Linked DNA regions of Mus musculus: regions 1 and 3 are each linked to region 2. Evidence: chromatin loops called from intact Hi-C (ENCODE). Cell type or tissue: heart. All regions are shown on one strand.

What was found. Peaks named below come from ENCODE experiments on the same cell type or tissue, not always from the same donor. Only the 100,000 strongest peaks of a DNase experiment are listed, where the experiment ranks them.
Region 1: it touches region 2 in a loop (3-fold over the local background); 2 of 42 quality-filtered maps call a loop at or near these places.
Region 3: it touches region 2 in a loop (4-fold over the local background); 2 of 42 quality-filtered maps call a loop at or near these places.

The regions. Positions count from the first base shown.
Region 1 is chr5:97,581,188-97,589,187 of GRCm38, reverse strand. 4930467D21Rik (RIKEN cDNA 4930467D21 gene) reads right to left here. Exons shown (of 8, transcript NR_045981.1): 7 at 6,903-6,972; 8 at 1,062-3,335. Among named protein-coding and RNA genes, the nearest start is that of Gm34029, 51 kb to the left of the region's middle. In heart, a CTCF peak has its summit at 4,144; no DNase peak of the experiment used is centred here.
Region 2 is chr5:98,325,728-98,333,727 of GRCm38, reverse strand. It overlaps Cfap299 (cilia and flagella associated protein 299), which reads right to left and starts at 4,424. Exons shown (of 6, transcript NM_001024614.1): 1 at 4,264-4,424. The coding sequence starts at 4,374. In heart, a CTCF peak has its summit at 4,214 (motif pointing right); a DNase peak (open chromatin) is centred at 4,287; H3K4me3 peaks cover 820 bases; H3K27ac peaks cover 447 bases; H3K27me3 peaks cover 681 bases.
Region 3 is chr5:97,943,351-97,951,350 of GRCm38, reverse strand. Antxr2 (anthrax toxin receptor 2) reads left to right here. Exons shown (of 17, transcript NM_133738.2): 13 at 2,140-2,181; 14 at 3,011-3,106. Among named protein-coding and RNA genes, the nearest start is that of Gm34226, 69 kb to the left of the region's middle. In heart, a CTCF peak has its summit at 3,893 (motif pointing left); no DNase peak of the experiment used is centred here.

The sequences.
Region 1 (8,000 bases), 740 kb after region 2:
TAAAATAATATAACTTATACTATATGTATAAAATAATAAATTTATGATATGGCACATGCAAGTCTGAATTTAAGTGATTGCAAATTTGTTCTTTTATTGTATTTCCTTGTTATTTAACACTAGATTAAAACTTTATATTTGCTGGTTTAGCAAATATTACATTTTAAATAAGAAATATTTAGCATCTTCAAAGACAAAGGATGAGGCATAATTTAAAATAAACCACACTTCTGAAAAGATAAATTGAACATAAATTGTTAGTTATGCATTTTAGTGAAGTATTTTCCCATAGTATTTGCAAAAGACCTGTACCATAACTAAATCTTTGAAATAAGTGCAGCATGCCATCCTACATTTAGAAATACATAGCTCTTTTTTTTTTTAAATTCTTTTCTTGCTCTATATTATGCTCCTATTTTTCTTCTCCCCAACTCTTCCCAGGTCCTCTCCACATCTGTAACTCCATAACCTTTTTTTTTCTCTCTTTCTTTAAAAACTAAAACAGACATGCAATCAAATCAAAACAAAAACAAGAAACATACACACACAAGAAATCCACAAAAACACAAAATTGGAAAACATAATATATAAGCAAAAGACCATTAAGACCAAAAAATAATGTCCAAGCAATATAAGACAAAACGTCTACTGCTGGGCAAGGCAGGCTCTACACTACCTGAGTGCAGTTAATATACACAGTGAGACTCCAGGGGAAAGAACCAACTTTTCCATTGCAAGTGGGTGTCATGTACAGAGAGCTTCTTGGTAGGGGTGGGAGCCTCTGTCAACTTCCCCCTCTCAATTCTTGGAACCACATCTTGTTCTTCTCTCCACAAAAATTAAGTGTGTTTGAATTTTGGAGCAGTGTCAAGGCTGATGAGACAAATAAGTGAAGGAGACCCAATGTGGACTGACATAATTCAATGCTGTGTTGAAGGGGTGACTTCTACTCTTCTTCAGTAGGTTAGGGCAAGGCAGAAATATGACTTTGATGTTGCTTCATACATAGGTTTTTGTTGGTGTTATTGTTTTGAAAGAAACAAATCTCCTGAATATTTTCATGAAATATCCTATTGTTTAATTATCCGTAAGCAATACAAAAATTTATTTTTAAAAACTATTGGGGTAAACAGAATATGTCTACAGAATCAATATGGAACTATAAAGAGGGATAAATGATTTTAAATGGATTTTTCTTTTAAAACTATATCTCCATAAAGTATTATGTGTTCATGCTGAGTACTATGTGGTCTAGGAGTGAATCTTAGGTAGAACTACGAGAAATTCACATTGTAGGAAAGAATGAGACAAAGGCGATCAGGAATGAGTTGGTGATGTGTTACTCTCGATGCTTAGCTAGTCTCCAACTTTTAAAGTGTATTACTGGACTCTAGTGACTATTCTTCAAGGCTCATCAATACCTATATGTGTGTATTGCCTACTAGAAAACATCTGAGAACTATGGATGCCAGATTTCGCTAATATGTGTGTATTGCCTACTGGAAAACATCTGAGATATGGATGCCAGTTTCGCTAGCATGTAGAAGGCCTCTCAGATCAATCCCCTGCACAAAAAAGAAATTCACAAATAAGTAAAATTGTTTTAATTGTGACCATTTTAAATAGATGATCAAGTTTTTTCTGTTGTATTTCACAGCCCTAAATTTTGATCCTCTTGAATATTTTAGCCTAGTCTCTTTTGTGATGTGAGTTAAACTTGCATGCACCATGTTTCAGAAAAAAAAAATAGCAAATGAGCCTGGCCTGACTTCTCCCTAATATCACATTGGGAATTCAGCAATAGTTATTAGTGAAGCCTTGCTGTGGCATGCAGCAGAAGTCTGAGAATACTGGCTGATCATAGGCAGCAGTCAGGCAACATAGAAATAGAACAAGAAAACACAATAGGAGAATGAGCTGTCTGGGAATTCTCAAGAGCCCCCAAATATTTGGGAGAACACTGAAAATCTAGTTGCTGGCAATTAGGCTTGAAAGAGAAAAATGCTGTAATCATGCACAGCCTCCATAGGAATCCACAAGGGACTGTTTCAAAGACCCCCACAGATACCCAAATCTGACAGTGCTCATCCCTTACACATCAATTGGCACAGTACTCATTTATAATGTACACAATCCTACTATACACTTTAGTTTGTCTGCATGTTGCATATAACATGTACAACAAAATGTAAATGCAGTACTGTTTAGGGAATGGTAACAATAAACACTCTGGGCATGCTAAGCAAAGATGCAAGAGGCAGAAATGCTAAGGGTTTTACCACTATAAAAAAATTATTCTAACAGGAAAAGACGTTTATTTTCACTTTTATTCTCGACACATAAACTCTGTTCCCCTGCTTTTAGGAAACAGAAACAATTAGAATGGAGCTCTAAGTGTCAAGGGAAAACTACCAAAAGATCACTAAACACTGCTCTGAGAATTTGGATATTAGCTAATCTGTCCTTACTGTAAAACCAGTGTCCACAGGTCTGTAGTACCCACATGGCTCTAAAAAGCAGCTTTCATTTTCTGGATGGCTACTTGTTATTGCACCTGTGTTCACTACCTCACTACCATTCAAACCAAGGTTTAAATCCAACCCTGTTTTCATTTTGACTGGGGAAGAGCGGCAGGTAGAGTTTCTTCCTATCCTAGCAATCAGAAGAGACCAAGGTGACATTGATGAGGAGGTTGCCTCGTGATGCTATCATTATCAGTAATTAGCCACAGTTAGTAAGCTTCTATTAATCAAATCCACATCTGGATCGACTTGAATTCTGTGAGATGAGCAGTACTGTTTGCCATTTAAAGCATGGAATCTTGCACAACTTTGCAAGTGGCTGCTCAGAAGAAAGAAAACTTTATTACCATAGAACAGATAATCTTACTCCATTAAAGCTCTAATTGATACATAGGTATGACATCTATCTTTGTGTGGAAGAAATGTTGGGACTTTTCGAAAAAATCTACATCTCAGAAACAATTTTAGATCTGTTCTGCACACATGAGTCTCATTCACTACTTAATGAGATGCTGTAATAAATGTCTAAGCATGCCATGAGTAAATCAAAGGGATGAAAAAGATAGTGTCTATTTCAGGGCCCATAGGGCTAAATCCTTGACACGTGTTGACCCAAGAAAATGTGCAATTCTAAAATGTAATTCTAAATGTAAAATGAATGAAGTGGATTAGGTTGCTTCAGTTGTGTGGAAAGGGGAGATGAGATATCTTTTAAGTAAGAGGTTCACCAAACTTCATCTTCCTGTGCTTCTAATTGCACATTCTAGTCCTGGCACCAGTGTAGAGACCATATTTTGAAAGATGGAGAAATCCCTAAAGAAAAACAAAGTGAAAAGTTTTAAAATAACAATAGACCTCCTACATGTCATTCTTTTTTTCTACCAAATAATTTCCATTCTAAAAGCTTGGTAAAAATCCATGCTTATTTTGTATTATTTACTAAATATATCAATAAACATGAAATACTTCATTTGACTGAATCACAAATTCAGAGAAGTTCAAAGAGTCCGCCAGATTTCCTGGCCAATGGATAGGATTATAAGTGATCCTAGTCCTGACAGTAAAATACTTAAAAAGGTTTCATATACTTAATGAAGTAAAATCAGACAGTGAGATAATCTTCTACATCCTGAACATATGCATGGACTTGAGAACAATACTGACACCTTTGCATCATTCCTGACATGTTAAGACCCTCTTCCCACATTCCCATAGTTCTCAGATAAGTTCTCTTGTCCCTCCTTGCTCTTAAGCTATGCTTAGCTATCACTTACAGCTTCATCTCATCCATTTAGATCAGCAGCCCCACATCTTGACACATCTTTCCCATCCTGGTCATGTCTAAAAAACTCCTTCATATGGTATTACTCAATATTCTTGGCACCCAACCTCACATGCAGTGTTCACCTATGAGAAAAGGCCAGGTGTTGCTTCAAAAACTGAGGTTGCAAACAGAGAAGACCTTCTTATTCATAGAGATTGTCGTCTGCATGAGACATGGAGAGTCCATAAAGTAAGAAATGTATTAAATAAATAAGTTTTTTCATGTATTAGATGATTTTCAAAGCTATGCAAACTACAAACATATAGGGGAATTAGGAGTGCCAAGTTGGGTGGTGTAGGAGGACACCATGTGGTCACTTATTGAGACCATACCTGTGTTGTAGAGATATGAGCACTGAACTAGAATGGTAAAGAAGGAGTCCTTGCGGATATTTGTACACTGTAGCCACAATGAAGGGAGTTATTGCAATATCTTCTCAATGCATACTTGTTAAAGAAGAGCATAGATATGGGAAGAATAAGAAAAGACATGGAGTTTATAAAGCAGTAGATTGTCCATCCTTGTTAGATGAAAATCTTAGAGCTAGGAACTCCTCAATGAGTGGCAATTGGAGGATCATGCACTTAAAATGGAGTGGAGAGGAGCACCTGTGTGGCACTGACAAATGTCTGAGTATAGACTGGGCTTGATCAATAATCAGTGGAAGCCAAGGGGTGTTAGGAGAGGACCATGGCTGGAAGATCTTGGCAGTTCCTGCAGATAAATTGAAATCAAGAGTTTCTGGTTGGTCTCTTCTCAGGCAAGGCTCTGACTTACAGAATATTCCCTCTCTATGTATCTACCTGTATCTTTTGCTCTCCAAATCTAGCTGACCCACAGCTGTCTCTAGAAACCCTTTCACCACAGCCCTGTCTCCCAGGTCTCCTTACCACCACCACCACACAGTACATCCCTGCTCTTTGCCTCTGATAGCCAGCCTCAGATTACTCTGCCCAACCTCATAAAAACCTTTGGCTTCAAGGCTCATGCATTCAGACCACCTTTCTGGTAATCCTCCTGCTGCATTTGTAAAACCTTGGCCTGTTGTCTCTCATTTTGACAAGATTTTGGTCCATGGGTTCACTACTCAATTTTTATATTTCAGATGAAAGATTCTTGGTTAGGTTTGAAGAAATAAAGATACTTCCAACAATCCATTCTTAGATTCAGTAACAAAACAATGTCTAATGTGTCAGTTAGATTCATCAAAGATAAACTCAAAGATATCAAAATGCAACTGGTGTCACAGGAAAGAAAATTCTGCACTTCTTGGATTAATTTGACCAAGAGAAATCACCAGGGTAAAGCCTTCATTTCTCTCTGTGGGTCTTCCATACACCTGTTGTTTGTGAGAGCTGGCTTGTCCATAGTCTGTCTGCTGTGTGTAGCTGATCTGTCCCTAATGCCTATGTCTATATTGTAAATCTGTCCCTAGCAAAGGGCTTTGCCCTGTATTTACTGAAAATATAGAATGCATGAGCTGAGAAAAGAATGAGGGACACTTTCACAAGTTTTTGGTAGAGTTCTACAAAGGATTAAGTTATTTATTCCATCTGACTACAACTTATTCTAAAGCATTCAATACTGCAAATATGCCATTTATCAAGCAATATTTCCAATATTCATGACATATTTATTGTATAAAGGCCTGTTTGCTGTTTTTAGCAAATTATTGCCATCACACACACACACACACAGATGAATTGCTCTCTCGTTCAGAGGCATGGAAGATTACAGAATTTAAGAGTATAGTCATCATTACATGATAACAAAGGTAGTTTAAAGAAAAAGCTGAGGCTACAGACTAAGTCTAAAAGAGGCCCCAAGGAATGCTATTACCTTGGCTGTGAGGTATGGCAAAAGTTCCAGTCTCTTAGAAGGTAAGGGACATTTTAATAAAATTGTATTATCACAGCCCAATACCTACGTTGCATCAAACAGCAGATGCTATCAGATCAAAGCAAAACCAGTAGTATTTCTGTCTTTGAAGTGACTGTATTTAACTATAAGGGAAATTAGTACACAGAACTAAAGCATACTATTTTAGATAATAGGTGTTATGAATAAGAAAAGAATAAATCTATCCCATGAATGTCAATATGCACCATGAAGGTTTTGGGTATGTTGGGGGGGAGAGATAGAAGTTTGAAATATAAGAACAGTGGTCAGAGAAAGATTCACTGAAAAGATGACTTGTGAATAAGGATGTGAGGGAACACGGGTATCAATCAGCTCCCGCATCTCTCTGTTTCTCTGCCACAACTCCTTTTCCTACCTTGGCCATGCATACTATGGCATGCCTCCTACCCTCTCAATTCCAAGAAAAATTCCCTAGTGTTCTGCCTCATGCCAGCTCTGAGTACCACCCTTGAACTCAAGCCCAAGCACACCTTCATTTTCTCCCTAGGATCCAAGGCTAGTTAGTTCTCTTTCTCTCTCTCTCTCTCTCTCTCTCTCTCTCTCTCTCTCTCTCTCTCTCTGTGTGTGTGTGTGTGTGTGTGTGTGTGTGTGTGTGTGTGTGTGCGTGCACTCATCCCCTTTGGTTATTCACTTCTCTCCTTAATTAGTTGTTATTTATGGATCATCATGACAATCACCCCCTTGTATACAGTTACCATTTAACTACCTTGCCGACTGCCTTCATTGTGCCCACTTGGCAGAAACCCAATCTTAATTAAACTACTCAATCTTGCATCTCAACAGCTAAATATGGTAATGACTCCTTGCAGTTGTTTCCATTGCTTTAAGCTCCTGATAGTTCCTCTGCTCACCCCAGTCTCATTTCAGGGTCTAAATCCTAGATCATTGAAACCTAAGTAGTGGAAGTCCCAATGTAATATCTCCCCCTAAAATTTTTGAGTCTAGCTAATTAATTGTACTGTACCTCGTTGGATCCTGAAAGACACAACTTTCTTTAGGAAGAACTTGTCTATTAACAGATACCACTAGAGTAAGTATCCTTAATTTTCCTTTTTACTAAGTTCCCATATTATCCCACAAACATGCTATAATAACTCCCTTCAAACAAGAGACAGAGCTGAACAGGTGGCACACACCTTAATCACTTATGAGGCTAAGACCAGGATAGTGTGAGTCCTTGGCCAGTCTGCACAACAGAAGGAGGATCTATTTGAAAGAAAGAAGGAAGGAAATAAAGAAATTTAATCATATGCATATACCACTCTTCAATTCCCTTTCTCTGATTATCTCTCTCTTAAAACAACAACAACAACAACAACAAAACGCTGCCTGCATTACTGGATTACTGGCACTATTTTGTCTCCTGTTTTCCCAGTCTAGAAGTCATTAAGGCCAGCCTTTTGTTTCCATAAGTCTAATAAAAATGGTCTGGACAACCTTCATACCTTTATCAGCACAAGTTAAGTTTCTTATTTGTTCTTCTCATCTTACTCCGGCTCCCTGTACGTTCCTTGCAGGTGATTTCCCCTCCTTTATAAAGGACTCACTCACTTGGATCCCAGAGCATGTTTGATTTCTCTCCTTGAATTTCATGTACTATATACCTTTCTACTACTCTTCTGCTCCTGGCTACCACGTAATATTGAATTTTCCTAAAGCTAAATCACCAGGTCAATGCTCTTTTTAATGAAACTCATGTTCGTTTGCTCACGTGACTATAAGAGCTACATCCATATTCACAACTGTGACTATGGCATTGCCATGAGGTTCATTATTTGGAAATCCATTTATTATCTCTTGTGTCTAATTGATGTTATGAAAATAGTTCTTGATCCAAAGAATTCAAGAAATAGTTTGTTTTGAGCCAAATATGAGTGACTGTGGCCCAGGAACAATGTCAGAGTGCCCTAGATGACACTTCCCATCCTAGAAAAGATCACATGAGTTCTTATAGTTACAGAACAAAAAAGGAGCCACATAGCAATGCATTTGCCAAAAACAAATATAGGCAAGTTTAATGGTTAATCTTGGTTGTCAACTTGACTACATGTGGAATTAACTAAAATCTAAGAAGTATGGTATGACTTCAAAGGATTTTCTTGATTAGATCTTTTGAGGTGGGAAACTCACCCTAAATCTGGGCTGCATCTTTTAATAGTAGCCTACCAAAAAGGACATGGAAGAAGGCAGCTTTTACTCTTTGCTGGCTTATCCTCAACATCATTGGTAGCATC
Region 2 (8,000 bases):
GCCTAGATGCTCATTTGTGGCACATTTACACAATGTAGTAATTATGATTCAGCTATTAAGAAAAGAGAAATTATGAGTTTTCAGATGAACTGAGTGGAGCTAAAAACAATCAATCTAAGTGTGTAATCTAAACTCATATATATATATATATATATATATATATATATATATATATATATACACACATACACATACATATATGTGTAATGCATTTTTCTTTTATAGTAGATATTGGCTTTTAATCTTTACATATGTTTGTTTCAGTCTAAATAATCACAGAGGTTAGGTTGCCCCTGTAAGGGACTGGGAGTGGCGAGAAGGGGATTTTCCAAGAAAGAAGAAATGGACTGGTGTGTTTTAACATCTTGGGAATTGGTTCTTTTTTATATATTTTTTTAATTAGGTATTTTCCTCATTTACATTTCCAATGCTATTCCAAAAGTCCCCCATACCCTCCTCCCTACTCCCCTACACCCCCACTCCCACTTCTTGGCCCTGGTGTTCCCCTGTACTGGGGCATATAAAGTTTGCAAATCCAATGGGCCTCTCTTTCCAGTGATGGCCTACTAGGCCATCTTTTGATACATATGCAGCTAGAGTCAAGAGCTCCGGGGTACTGGTTAGTTCATAATGTTGTCCCAACTATAGGATTGCAGATCCCTTCAGCTCCTTGGGTTCTTCCTCTAGCTCCTCCATAGGGGGCCCTGTGATCCATCCAATAGCTGACTGTGAGCATCCACTTCTGTGTTTGCTAGGCCCCGGCATAATCTCACAAGAGACAGCTATATCAGGGTCCTTTCAGCAAAATCTTGCTAGTGTGTGCAATGGTGTCAGCGTTTGGAAGCTGATCATGGGATGGATCTCGGGATATGGCAGTCTCTAGATGGTCCATCCTTTCGTCACAGCTCCAAACTTTGTCTCTGTAACTCCTTCCATGGGTGTTTTGTTCCCAATTCTAAGAAGGGGCAAAGTGTCCACACTTTGGTCTTCCTTCTTCTTGAGTTTCATGCGTTTAGCAAATTGCATATTATATCTTGGGTATCCCAAGTTTCTGGGCTAATATCCACTTATCAGTGAGTACGTATTGTGTGAGTTCCTTTGTGATTGGGTTACCTCACTCAGGATGATGCCCTCCAGGTCCATCCATTTGGCTAGGAATTTCATAAATTCATTCTTTTTAATAGCTGAGTAGTACTCCATTGTGTAAATGTACCACATTTTCTGTATCCATTCCTCTGTTGAGGGGCATCTGGGTTCTTTCCAGCTTCTGGCTATTATAAATAAGGCTGCTATGAACATAGTGGAGCATGTGTCCTTCTTACCGGTTGGAACATCTTCTGGATATATGCCCAGAAGAGGTATTGTGGGATACTCCCGTAGTACTATGTCCAATTTTCTGAGGAACTGCCAGACTGATTTCCAGAGTGGTTGTACAAGCTTGCAATCCCACCAACAATTGAAGAGTGTTCCTCTTTCTCCACATCCTCGCCATCATCTGCTGTCACCTGAATTTTTGATCTTAGCCATTCTGACTGGTGTGAGGTGGAATCTCAGGGTTGTTTTGATTTGCATTTCCCTGATGATTAAGGATGTTGAACATCAAATCTAAGTGGATTAAGGAACTCCACATAAAACCAGAGACACTGAATGAAACTTATAGAGGAGAAAGTAGGGAAAAGCCTCAAAGATATGGGTACAGGGGAAAAATTCCTGAATAGAACAGCAATGGCTTGTGCTGTAAGATGGTGAATCGATAAATGGGACCTCATAAAGTTGCAAAGCTTCTGCAAGGCAAAAGACACTGTCAATAAGACGAAAAGACCACCAACAGATTGGGAAAGGATCTTTACCTATCCTAAATCAGATAGGGGACTAATATCCAATATATATAAAGAACTCAAAAAGGTGGACTCCAGAAAATCAAATAACCCCATTAAAAAATGGGGCTCAGAGCTGAACAAAGAATTCTCACCTGAGGAATACCGAATGGCAGAGAAGCACCTGAAAAAATGTTGGGAATTGGTTCTAAGGCTTTGTCTTAATTCAGCTCCCAAAGTCGCACTTCCAGACCTGAGGGTCCCCGCCCCCAGCTAGCTTCCTTTGGTAACCAAGAATTGCCTTACAAGCCGGGGCGTGGTGGTGCACACCTTTAATCCCAGCACTAGGGAGGCAGAGGCAGGCGTATTTCTGAGTTCAAGGCCAGCCTGGTCTACAAAGTGAGTTCCAGGACAGCCAAAGCTATACAGAGAAACCCTGTCTCAAAAAAAACAAACCAAAACAAACAAACAAACAGAATTGCCTTACAGCTGGGCAGAAAGTCAGGGAAGGACTTTTAGATTGTGCAGGCAAGGGGCAGAGGGAGAGAGGAGGAAGAGGAAGGAATCCGAGATGGGGGAACAAGGAGAACAGACCTAAAGGCCTAGGGCCCTAAAGGCCCGAGGTACCATTTCCTGATTGGGTTTGTGGTCGAAGAGATGAAATATGGATTTAGCAAATATTAATTCAAGAATACGGGAGGGGAATGTATACTAGCCATGGTGACTTTTAGAAGTGCCAAACCATTGAGCTAGTCAAAGCATATCAAAATTAGCTGGCGTGTCGTTGCGTGTGTGTGTGTGTGTGTGTGTGTGTGTGTGTGTGTGTGTGTGTGTACTGGGGATTAAACCTAGGGCCTCAAGCAAACCAGCAAGCACTCTACTACCGAGCTATATCCTTAGCCCAAAATGTTCTCAGTATTGGAAAAAAAAATATTTTGAGTAAAACTTCATGTCGTTTATATCTGTAATTAATTTATCCATGACTGGAATCCATTATCTAGGGAAATCTTTAAATCATTTTAATATTTCTTTCACCCCTTACCTGAGAAAAGAAATTCAACTGGAATTTTTATTTTTCCGGTAGTCCGCAGGCAGCCACTAAAGAGAAGGACTGTGTTTAGTCAGAGGGGCAGATGACTGGAAAAGGATCTAAAACCCATAGCTTAGCAATTTTGCTGAAGCTTGTCAATCATTTCTCCACTCACTGAACTGGTTGGTTTTATTAGATGATGCTAACTTATAGAATAAAAGTTGTTAATTAGTTCAGCAAAGCTAATGTTACTCGCTGCCGTGGCAATGCAGTTGTTTTAGTGTTCTGTCGTTATTTAGTGAACACGGGAAACAGAGGATGGAGACGCACTACTTCCGTCCCGCCAACCACGCTCCTCAACCTCCGGAGCATCACTACTTCCGCATCACTACTTCCGCATCACTACTTCCGCATCACTACTTCCGGTCTACCAACCAAGTGCCAACCGCGCTCCTCATCCTCTGGCCGGTCAGATAATTAAGATGGACTCACCCTTTCTCTTCCTACCTCCCCTTCTTTCTACATAAGCTTCTTGCAACATCTATTGTAATTATCAATTCAGTGGCTTCATTTCAGATGCAAGGATTTAAAGCAACTTCTGTGGGTTTAAAATATTGGCTAAAAGCAGGAGAGACGGCTTAAGGAAAAGGTGCTTGCTGCCAAACTTGAGTTCATTCCCTGGACACCACAGAATACAAGTTCAGAACCGATTCCAAGTTGCCCACTGACTTTTTATGCATGTGTGCGTACACACAAATGGAACTTTAAGTTACCCATCTAATAAACGTAAAAGCTTGGTTGTTTGGTGATATCGCTGCTGTTGCTGTTAAAAATCATGTTTTGTAACTATTTTAACAGATAATTTCAAAAGGGACAAATTTTCTTCATTTAAGATTATTTTCATACAGTGGCACCTATTTAAAAAGGAGGGGTGTCTATATGATAAACTGCCTTGTGCACAGGAGAAATGAGGGGAGTTGGCCAAATTCAAGTCCTTCCCAGAGTTCTGTAGGGTTGATTCTCCCCCCCCCCCCCCGCCCCCAATGGTGCTTGCTCTGTTTGTCCTTAATATGGAGATGGACTCCTTTGAAAACCTGAGCCCAGGCTGTGAGACTTGCAGTTGGGAGTTAGGAGCTCGGAGCTTGAAGATCCCTCCAACTAAGTCTTCTCGAGCATCCGGGACCTCCCGCTGCCCTGCCCTCAGGTGCACACAGCAACGCGTCCTCCTGGTTTTATGCCTTGTTACTACTTTACAGCGACCAAGTCGGCCTCTGTGCAGCGCACCAGCGTTTGGAGGGCTGGGGACTCCTGCAGCCTGCAGAGAAGTCTCTCGAAGCCAGAGGCCTGCGGTGAGCGCCGTCACCGCCAGGGGGCGACCAAGCCCCGCCGCGGCCAGCAAGACGGACCCGCGCTTACCTCCAGGTAGTACAGGTCGACCGTAGTGATCTGAGAGTCCAGGAAGTCTTCATAGGTGTTGAACTGTGTGACAATGTTGTCCACGGCCGTCAGCCCCTCGTCCTGATCCATCGCGGCTACACCGACGCGTCCCTAGTAACCGGTGTGGGCGGGCCGGACGCGCGCCGGTTGCGGGGGCGGGGCAGAGGGCGCTGCGCTGGCCCTGCCCCAGCCGGATCCCTGGGCGGCTTCTAACCCCTGGGAGCGGTCAGCCCTGCAGGGCAAACCCAACTTTTTTGGTGTAAAAGCCTTAGCAAAGTCCGAAGGTGCCTGCTCAGTGTTTGCAGTAAGAACCTCGACAGAAGAGTATCCCGGAAATCTAGGGGAAATAGTCTTGCTGGGTGCTTCAAAATAGCACGTGATCAGTTGTATAAATTACAACTTAAAGGCAAGTTATGGTTGGTTACTTGTGTGCCAGGAACAATGTATAAACTTCCCAAACGAAGCAGCCTTAGTGATCTCCTTTGCTCCTGCCTTCTGCCTTTCAGTTCCTTTACTTTTTGTTATTTAAATTTCAATAAGTTGAAAATTACTTGAAAAATCTTGCCTCCTTGAACGTCCTTTAAAAAATTGGGTTGGGGGGGAGGGATCCTAATCATGGAATGATATATCCCATTGAGAAGCTGATATTGACTTGTGTTTCTATTTACTCATTTCTTTAAAATACTATAGTATAAAATTGAATCTGAAACATTTCTCATTAGAGCAGACTTGTACAACTGTTTCCACACCAGAAGCACAGATGCTTGCTGTTATGCCAAGGGACTTTACAATCATCTCAGCATTTGTAGAAATCAAATCAGATTCTGCAATGAATCTTTTCCATTTTTTGGGGGGGAGGGGGGCAAAGTAAAGCCAGGTCTATTTAAGACCCCAAGTTGCACAATAAGTTATAGCTTTATTTTAAAAACAGGCTACCAACAATTTATATTGTATAATTATCTAGAAAGCTATAGAAACTAAACTCCAAGCATAGAGGGGAAAAAATTTCATGTGGCCTAAAACATTATCACAAGTAGAGAGGAGAGGTCTCTGTACTGTCTGGTCCAAAAGAAACTTGAGGACAAGTGCCTTTTGTGTCTTTTAGCATTCTGAAGGGCAAGCTGGCCTCTAGGCATCTCATGTACCTGGTTTCAAGTCCAAGCTGACATTCAGGCTCCTCCTAGCTCCTCTCATATCAGCTTCTCAGTCCTACAGAACCCTGACCTTTCAGCCATGTGCTCTCTTACCACCCACCCCCTCTCTGTCCCAGAGGCATTATTCTGGGTGTGTTGAACACAACAGAAAGCTTAAAAAAAAAAAAAAAAGTTTCTGCCGCTGGGGTCCACAGGATATGAAACTTGCTTCCGTGTGGTGATTGATTTGAATTTACCACATACCAGCCCTGTTCTAAGTACCATACAATCTCCATTATTTCGTTTAATCACAACAACAAACTCACTAGAAAACCAGCATTGGTGTTATCCTCCATATGGAGACAGGATGAGTTTAAATGACTTGGCCAAAGTGTCGGGTGCAAAAAAGCAAACCCAAAAAATAACAATAGTCCTTTTCTCTCACAGGGGCATGTGGATGTAAAGATAGGTTATAAAGAGCTGTGTAAAACCAAATACAGAAGTTTGTTTATTAGAAAGAAAAATAAACGTGTGGTAAGGAACACGGATTGATACAAAGCCTAGAAACAGTAGGCGCATCTTCCAAACTGTGGAGGCAAGAAACGCAAGTTCTGTGTGGGATGGAGGGAGAGGTGGACAGTAGGGAGGGGCACAGGAAAGAGGATTGGAAGGAGGAAGCTGACTGAAGTTGAAAGGTGTAGTAAAAGAGATTTCAAACGAGACCAGCCGTGGACCCAAACAGGAGAAGCTGTGGTGGCCATGGCTTCAGAATGGAACTCACACTACTGCACGCTGCTCGTCTAGGGGGTGCTGGGCTGTGCTTACATGTGTTACCGCTGTTTCTGCCATCCTCCCACACCAAGGTTTTATCGTCCTCTTGAAATCATAAAACAGCTAAGGAATGTTGGAATTCCTGACCCTGTGGCACTCTGATATCAAGGACGATTTCTACCTTCATTGTTCTAGCATGATCCATTGCAGTTGTACGTTTTTTAGGGATGCTTCATTAAACTGACCACGCAGACAGAAACCGCACGGTCAGAAGCTCTTTGGTGAAATGATCTTGAAAGCATAGAAATTTAAACAACTTAAAGGTATTTCCAATCAAGGACTCTAATGCTGCCCAAACACTTTTAACAGAGCAGTGTCTTTGTTAATAGTGAAAGAAATTTATAAATTTAGACCATTCTACACAGAAAGGTTAAAATTACAGTAAGCCCAACAACACAAGTCTTCTAGATTTTCACTTTGGGTTCAGAAACACTTTAGACCTGAGCCTGAAAAATGCCAAGAAGGAATGGCAACCATGAAATATGTAAGATTAAGCAAGTCTCTTTTCTATGGTGAGGCCTTTGTTATGACGAAGAAATACTTTATTTTGGAAACCATAAATTCCTTCTTCAAGTCTGGGACTTTTAAACATTGAATCCAGGAATTTAGCACCGATCCCAGAAATTCTATTCTTTGCCAAAAGATGGGGAATATATATTTCACAACAAACTGCAGGGTGTAAGAGAGAAGAGACATATGGAAGAATAAGAAAATACATGCCCTATTCAGCTTAGCTACAGAGTAAAGAAGGCCATACTATAAAGAAAAGGGCATAGGGAAAACCAAACCCTAGCATTTCTTTGAAACAAATGGGCTTTCTTCTATTCTCACTAGAGCAGGATGAAGTCATTTCAAACTACACTCTATCTTTTTCTTTTCCCAAATAATTAGTAATATCCTATGCTAGCTGGGAAAGTAAGTAGAGATTGTAATTTTTGTACGTGGACATGATAGGAAAGGGGTGCTGTGCTAATTATGTTAATAAATGCTAAACACTCTGAGTAAGAACTTGAGGTCCCATTAGGAGGGACTTAATACATTACCATATTGTAGGAAAGAAAAACACATGCTCTCTCTAATAAGATAAGCAATTTGTGTCTGATGTTACCCAACTGTCTGTGATTGCAGGTGAGGGCTATTGCTTAATCATGAGCCAAGGAGAACTTTGTGTGTGTGTGTGTGTGTGTGTGTGTGTGTGTGTGTGTGTGTGTGTGTGTGTGTGTGCTTTGTAATAATGATGACAATGAATGCGGTTAAGCTATTTCTTGGGATGAGGTCACTGGGTTTCCACAGTCTTGTAACTTAGCATGTTGAACTTCCCGGCATGTCAGTCACAGAGACATAGTTGTTCATATGTCGTAATTCATGAACTTTCCATTCTTCTTCAACAGCTGACAGTGCGATAGAGTTCAGAAGGAAGACAATAAAAGATGGATTTGTTTCCAGGTTTGAGATTGACCAATATCAGCAGCTGATAAAAAAAAAAATCCAATGTACTACGTGATAAGATCCCCTGGTTGTCTGTGGTTCTTTGACCTGGGATGGAGTCTAATAATATTTCTCTCTTCCATTAGCATTGTCTATTGGTGTTGTCCTTTCTCATGGCTTGTTTAGACAGCCATATTTTTTAGGTATTCTGGGCGAAGCTTCCCTGTTATTTCTAGGAGACACAATCTCACAGCAGATTTACTGATGCTCTGGCTATTAGAATCTTCCTGCCACCTCTGCCAAATGTTTCTTGAGCTCTAAGTA
Region 3 (8,000 bases), 380 kb after region 2:
GTGGTGGGATTGGGCAGTGATCTTCAGGATGGTATGATCAAGCTAAAGGTTCTACTTATATTAAATTATATTTGCCCTTGCAAGAGGCACATGCTATAACAGTATATTTCAAATCTTTACTATGAAACGAAAGTGGTCTCAGATATATTCGGTGTTAGTGGGAGAGAAGGGTATATTTTGATCTTTCTCTGGTGAGAGAACTCCAGAGAACATGTGACAAACCAAGAGAGATGCAAATTCCAAAGCCTTTCAATAAATTCCAATACTTTATTTGAGCTATGTGCATTGGAACTTTGAATTCATTTTGACTGGGGGCGGGGGGGATAATTGAATAAGCTCCTGTTAGAAGAACACAGATTAGAATGAAGACTTGCTAAAGGGACCTAAGGGTGCTAGTTGTTTAATTTTTACCACAAGAATTTCACGTAACCATTGGTGAAAATGTATTGTAATGATAGACTACCAAGAGCAAGGCTATTAGTAATTATATTTTCCTGCTATGGCCTTTTACTTTTTGAGAAAGTCATACATGCTTATGATATGTTTGATGAAATCTCTCACCTCTGATCCCTCCCCTCCAATTTCTTCTCTCTCTCTCTTACCAGATCCCCCTACCAATCTTGTGTGTTCTTTTTTTGAAACCCATCAATTAAAACACTGAGAAGAATCAAGGAAGCATGAGGCTCCAACTACTTTGGCCCAAAACACCATTGAATATAACCATTCAGCCATATTTTAAAATGTTATTTTAGCTTAAGGGAACTGTAGTTATGATATCAACTCATGAATATATATACTAAAGAAAATGAACAGAATAACCCAGGTAGCACATAACCATTTTATTAAAAATGAGTTATGTATTTAGCTCCCAAATAAAAATGCAGTAAATATTCTAGCCTCTAAAACCAAGCATTTCTTTCCATTAGGAAGTAAAAGTGTGTGTGTGTGTGTGTGTGTGTGTGTGTGTGTGTGTGTGTGTGTTGTGTCATGTATATGTGCCTGTGTGCACACATTTTCCAGACTCCAAGACCAGGGCTGAAGTGTGGAAACTGTTAGAAAGAGAAGTTTTGGCTTTGTGTGGGGAAAAAACTTTCAAATGATGAGTTTCTTGCCAGTTAAATGATGTTTTATGAAGCAGTGAATTTCTCTATTGCAGCTGTCCAAACATAATTGGAACCACTACTAGGTAGGGAATTTTTAGAATATTGAAGTTTTGGTTTGTGTGTACTTTGCATGAGTTGAAAAATGTGTTTGACATCTTTAAAGTTCATGGAATTCTAAGTCCTTGATTTTGAGTTGTGACAGCGAGAACAGAATAAAAAAATCTTTTCTTATTTCTTTATCTTTCCTCTTTCTGTGGTTCCTCCCTCCTTCTCTCTGTTTCCTCCCTCATTCCTGTTTCCCTTCCTTCCTTTCCTTTTCCTCCTCATTTTCTTTAATCTTTCCACCCCATTCACCCCCCTTTACCTCTGACTTTCCCCTTTGTCTTCTGCCCTAAATCCTTAAAAGAATATTTTATACCAATCTCACCCTGATAAATCATGGGAACACAGAGGGAAGGCAAGGCTCACATGAAACTCGAATTGGCATGTCCAAGGAGATTTTTTTTTTTCTAAAGCTAGATAAAATCAAGAACTCTGATATATCTTGGGAAGGAAGACAGAGGTATCTGTGAATATCATAAAAATTATAATCCTCTTTGAGAAGACAGAAATTCATGGCAGAGAGAGGGTAGAGAAATATTTCAAGGAATTTATTGAACCTGGGAAGATTTTGGAGAAGGTTCTAGAAAGAAGAAAGGGTTTGTTGATTCTTCCTCCGTTTGTAGTCTGCTTTTGGAAAGAGTGAACACTGGAAGGGAACATTGGGAAGAAATTTGGGTTGGCTTTGATCTTACTGAGTAAAATGCTGCCAATAGTGTTTCCTCTGGATGTGCAGGTTGGTAAAGATAAAAATACTCCCTTCTTAATAAAGGGGCTATAGACTTCATAACTTTAAGTCAGCTTCATTTGACTAACATTTTGTCGTAAATCTTAACCCCGTCTCTGGAGTTGCCACAGTAGCCATTATTTTGTACACTCTTACTTTTCCTTATGCAATGGAACCTTTTACATTTTATTTTGTTCTATTTTGTGACAGGTTATCAAGGACCCTCCCCCACCACCTTCTGCACCAATGGAGGTAAGCGAATGCCTGGTAAAGGGATACAGGGGCTGTTTTATTTTTATATATAAGTAGCATTCCAAAATTAGACCAATTCTATTTTTGTGACAGCCAAGTATGTACTTTTTGATTTGTGATAAACCAACTGCAACTTTTTATCTTATGATTTCTAGATACTAGGTACTAGAGGAATCGGCCCTTCATGGGTAGACATAGACAGACTGGTTATAGGATCGAAAGTACATGAGGATTTAATACGGTTTTATAATCATGTATTAATGGTCCTGATGACACGTCTCTAAAATTGTTAAAATATCCAATCTGGCTGTTGAAAGGTGTCATTGCTTTCTTCAGAGTGATAATTGCTATTGTATCACTCTGTTCGCTGTCATCGTACTAGCAACATAAAGGAAGGGATGTTTTGGTATTGTGTGTTTTCAGGGCTTCTTTAATGTTTGTCTTTTCATTATAAATTTTATACTTCAAAGTTACATATATACTGAAACATGAAGCAATTGAAATGTGGCCCCACGTTGAATAATCCTTTCAAGTTTGAATTGATGAGCATACTTGCTTTAGACACACAATGCTCAGTTCAAAAGGCAACGTCTGTTAGTTACTGGGTGATGCTGAGAGAATCGGATGAAGGGGAAGATCAACCATACCTTGTAGAACAGTACTTGAATTGTTGTGTGAAATTATAAACACACTGTATATCCCATGTATATTTTTTTTCATTTTTCCATAACAATTGAATAATTTAAAACATCTCATTGTGACCCACCTCTGACTAAGCAATATTTTAATAAATTAATTAGATCCACTTCTAAAAACTGTGTCTCCATAGGAGGAGGAGGAGGATCCTTTGCCCAACAAGAAGTGGCCGACTGTGGACGCTTCCTACTACGGAGGTCGAGGTGTTGGAGGAATTAAAAGGATGGAGGTTGGTCTCTTAAAGGAAGAGAAATCACTGATCTAAAGTATACATTTGTAGGATTCTCCAGCCACAGACACCATGCTTTTTATAATTGCATCCCTCTTTAGTCAGCACTGGGTCCTCTCTGTGCACATTGCTTCTCCGGGGAAACATCCTAACCATGTCCAGAGCTGGTGAAGAACAGCAGGCTCCATCAATCAAAGGACTGCATTGATAAGATTTATGAATGCTAAGGATAAAAATAGTTATGGGTTTCCTCACTGCTTTGGAAAAAAAACCCTGGAACATCAACTTTAAAAATGTCAGTCATTTACAGTTGCAACAATGCTCTTCTTTGAAAAGAACTAACAGTTAGTTACTATTTGAGAGAATTCTCTTTTGCAATAGTCAACACCATGAATATGACTTTATCACAAATACAGAAGAGGCACATTTAAAAATTTAACAGCTCTTACTTACTAGTTACCAGCTATCCCAGTTAATACTTCAGGTATTTATTATGTTGAACTATTTTTTTTTTTTGTTAGTCCAGTATTTCAAAGATGGAGATTCTTTCTAAAGAAAAGAGTAACATGAGCCTGCGAATGGATCCTGAGCAGAAGGATCCATTGGGAGTTTCTGTATTAGTAGGTTTGTGTTACAAACACTTTAGATAAACCAACTTACAAAGAAGGAATTTTATTTTGGCTTGGAGTTCTAACCTAGGGTACATAAGCTTTCCTGGTTCTGGCCCTGTGTCCAGGCTGACCATGGGCAGGTAAGAAGCAAGAGGAAAAATGTCCTGCTATCACCCCCTACAGGCCCAACCTATGAAGGCCTTAGACCTAAAAAGGTCTTAGACCTCCTTCTGGGCACACTTCTTACAGGTGCTGTCACCTTCCGAAAGAGCCTTCCTGATGACCAAGACGTTAATACATGTGTCCTTAGGGGACTTTCCATATCCAAACTGCAGCAGTTTCTTTATGCTCGAGAAAGAGCATGCATGCTTCCCAGAACCCTGTAACCCAAAGTTCAAGAGTCCTTGAATTCCAGAGTGTGAAATTGCATCACCTGGGCTCCCTTTTCAGTTGCGGAAAAATTTTTGAAAAAGAACGAGCCAACTTTCATTGAGTCTGTGTCCATGAATCTTGTACAGTTTGGCCACATCACTGCACTATTCTATTGATGCAATGATAAAGTGGATGATAACAGATTTTAAAAAGATAAAAAACAAAAACCACCCCACCAATATTTACAATGAAATTCAATATAAAAATACACAAAATAAACTGAATTGAGAATTAAGTATTATTAAAATTTATCCAATGTGAATTTAAAATCAGAGTGGGAAAATCAAGTCCGTAATGCTTGCTTGTATCAGCTCCCCCAGTCAAACCTGCCAAGTGCTCAAGCTGGAGAAAGTAAATTAATTATAGAAGGTCTGAGATGGTCTGAATTGCAGGACAAAACTTCAGCATTCAGGTTCTAGTCAGTCAAATCTGATACTTGTTGTTGTTGTTGCTTCTCCAGACCCCAGTCTTTTAAATCAAATGCTTATTTAAACCTTCTGGGGTTGGAGTTTGCAGAAAGCCAGAGCTGAGCTTTTTGATATCTGTTAGCACAACAGACACACTTACTACAATTCCTAATAACTTCACATGGGTGTTTCTGCCAGTTTCTCCTGAAACTGACTTTTTATTTTTTTTTAAATTATGAACCTGCTCCTTAATTATCTAGACTCTTAGTGGTGCAAGTGTACTCTGGAAGTTATGAAACTCACTGCTGAGGACGGAAGCCAAGTGTGAGGGGAGGAAGTCATCTCTGAAGTTTGTGGTTACACATCTCCCCTGTAATAAATGAGGCCACAGATACCCACTCTGCCAAGACCTTCTCTAGCAACTGATTTTTGTTCTTCTTTCTCCCTTACTTTTAGGCCACCTCAATGTGTTCAACTCAAAATATTAAAGATTTATACGTGTGTGTGCATGTGCGCACATACACGCACTAATTCCTTTGTGGAGTTGGAAGAAACTTCTACGAGGAGCCTTCTGGTTTTTAGAGCCTAAGATTAAGCGTTTGGGGATGATTGATTATAACTCAGAAGCTCCTTCATGAGGCAAAGACAGCAAACTTCTTAAATCTCTCTAGGCCTCCATTCCTGAGGGCCATGTGTGCAGTCATCAGAGCCTGGGCATGCTATGTTGGATGAAATCCAGTTTAACCAGCTTTTCTTTCTTTTCTTTTCTTTTCTTTTCTTTTCTTTTCTTTTCTTTTCTTTTCTTTTCTTTTCTTTTCTTTTCTTTTCTTTCTTTCTTTCTTTCTTTCTTTCTTTTTTTTGGTTGCAGTGATATTTGATTCTAATTATCACAAGGTCTATGGTTTCATCTGTGAAGGCTAGGCTTAGGAGCGATTTTTCTGAATGACTCTAAATTTTATCTACTTACTGCTCCATTCTAGATTGTTTCTCTGAGTTGTGTTCACTAAACAATCTTGTCTCCTGTTTTCTCTTGTTTTACTACATTAAGTTGTGAAGTTACAGCTGCATGAAATGCATACGCATTTTAGAGTTTTAAATTCAGTTAGTTATGTCCAAAGATTTTATTCCCAGTGTTAGATTATCTAGGGAAGGACTTATTTGAAAAAAAAAAAAGATTTTTTCCCTTTGTTTTTTTTATTAGATTTTTTCATTTACATTTCTATTAGATATTTTCTTCATTTAAATTTCAAATGCTACCCCCAAAGCCCCCTATACCCTTCCCCCACCCTGCTCCCCAACACACCCACTCCTGCTTCCTGGCCCTGGCATTCCCCTGTACTGGGGTATATAATCTTCACAAGACCAAGGACCTTCTTTGATTTCTTTCTTCAGAGACTTGAAGTTCTTATCATACAGATCTTTTACTTCCTTAGTTAGAGTCACGCCAAGGTATTTTATATTATTTGTGACTATTGTGAAGGGTGTTGTTTTCCTAATTTCCTTCTCAGCCTGTTTATCCTTTTGTGTAGAGAAAGGCCATTGACTTGCTTGAGTTAATTTTATATCCAGCTACTTCACTGAAGCTGTTTATCAGGTTTAGGAGTTCTCTGGTGGTATTTCTAGGGTCACTTATATATACTATCATATCATCTGCAAATAGTGATATTTTGACTTCTTCCTTTCCAATTTGTATTCCCTTTTGTCCTTTTGTTGTCTAATTGCTGTGGCTAGGAATTTGAGTAGTATGTGGAATAGGTAGGGAGAAAGTGGGTAGCCTTGTCTAGTCCCTGATTTCAGTGGGATTGCTTCGAGTTTTTCTCCATTTAGTTTGATGTTGGCTAGTGGTTTGCTGTATACTGCTTTTAATATGTTTAGGTATGGGCCTTGAATTCCTGATCTTCCCAAGACTTTTATCATGAATGAGTGTTGGATTTTGTCAAATGCCTTCTCAGCATCTAACGAGATGATCATGTGGTTTTTGTCTTTGAGTTTGTTTATATAGTGGATTATGTTGATGGATTTCTGTATATTAAACCATCCCTGCATCCCTGGGATGAAGCCTACTTGATCATGATGGATGATCGTTTTGATGCATTCTTGGATTCCGTTAGAGAGAATTTTATTATTTTTGCATTGATATTAATAAGGGAAATTGGTCTGAAGTTCTCTTCCTTTGTTGGGTCTTTATGTGGTTTAGGTATCAGAGTAATTGTGGCTTCATAGAATGAATTGGGTAGAGTACCTTCTGTTTCTATTTTGTGGAATAGTTTGAGGACTATTGGAATTAGGTCTTCTTTGAAGGTCTGATAGAACTCTGCATTAAACCCATCTGGTCCTGGGCTTTTTGTGGTTGGGAGATGATTAATGACTGCTTCTATTTCTTTAGAGGGAATGGGACTGTTTAGATCATTAATCTAATCCTGATTTAATTTTGGTATCTCCTATCTGTCTAGGAAGTTATCCTTTTCATCCAGGTTTTCCAGTTTTGTGGAGTATAGCCTTTTGTGGTAGGATCTGATGATGTTTTGGATTTCCTCAGATTCTGTTGTTATGTCTCCCTTCTCATTTCTGATTTTGTTAATTAGGATACTGCCCCTGTGCCCTCTAGTTAGTCTGACTAAGGGTTTATCTATCTTGTTGATTTTCACAAAGAACCAGCTCCTGGTTTGATTGATTATTTGAATAGTTCTTTTTGTTTCCACTTGATTGATTTCAGCCCCAAGTTTGATAATTTCCTGCAGTCTACTCCTCTTAGGTGAATTTACTTCCTTTTCTTCTAGACCTTTTAGGTATGTTGTCAAGCTGCTAGTGTGTGCTCTCTCTAGTTTCTTTTTGGAGGCACTCAGCTGTGAGTTTTCCTCTTAGGACTGCCTTCATTGTGTCCCATAAGTTTGGGTATGTTGTTGCTTCATTTTCATTAAACTCTAAAAAGTCTTTAATTTCTTTCTTTATTTCTTCTTTGACCAAGTTATCATTGAGTAGAATGTTGTTCAGCTTCCACATGAATGTTGGCTTTCTATTATTTATGTTGTTATTGAAGATCAGCCTTAGTCTATGGTGGTCTGATAGGATGCATGGGACAATTTCAACATTTTTGTATCAGTTGAGGCCTGTTTTGTGACTGATTATATGGTCAATTTTGGAGAAGGTGCCATGAGGTGCTGGGAAGACATTATATACTTTTGTTTTAGGATAAAATTTTCTGTAGATATCTGTTAAACCCATTTGTTTTATAACTTCTGTTAGTTTCAATGTGTCTCTGTTTAGTTTTTGTTTCCAGGATCTGTCCATTGATGAGAGTGGGTTGCTGAAGTTTCCCACTATTATTGTGTGAGGTGAAATGTGTGCTTTGAGCTTTACTATAGTTTCTTTAATGAATGTGGATACCCTTGTATTTGGAGCATAGATATTCAGAATTGAGAGTTCATCTTGGAAGATTTTACC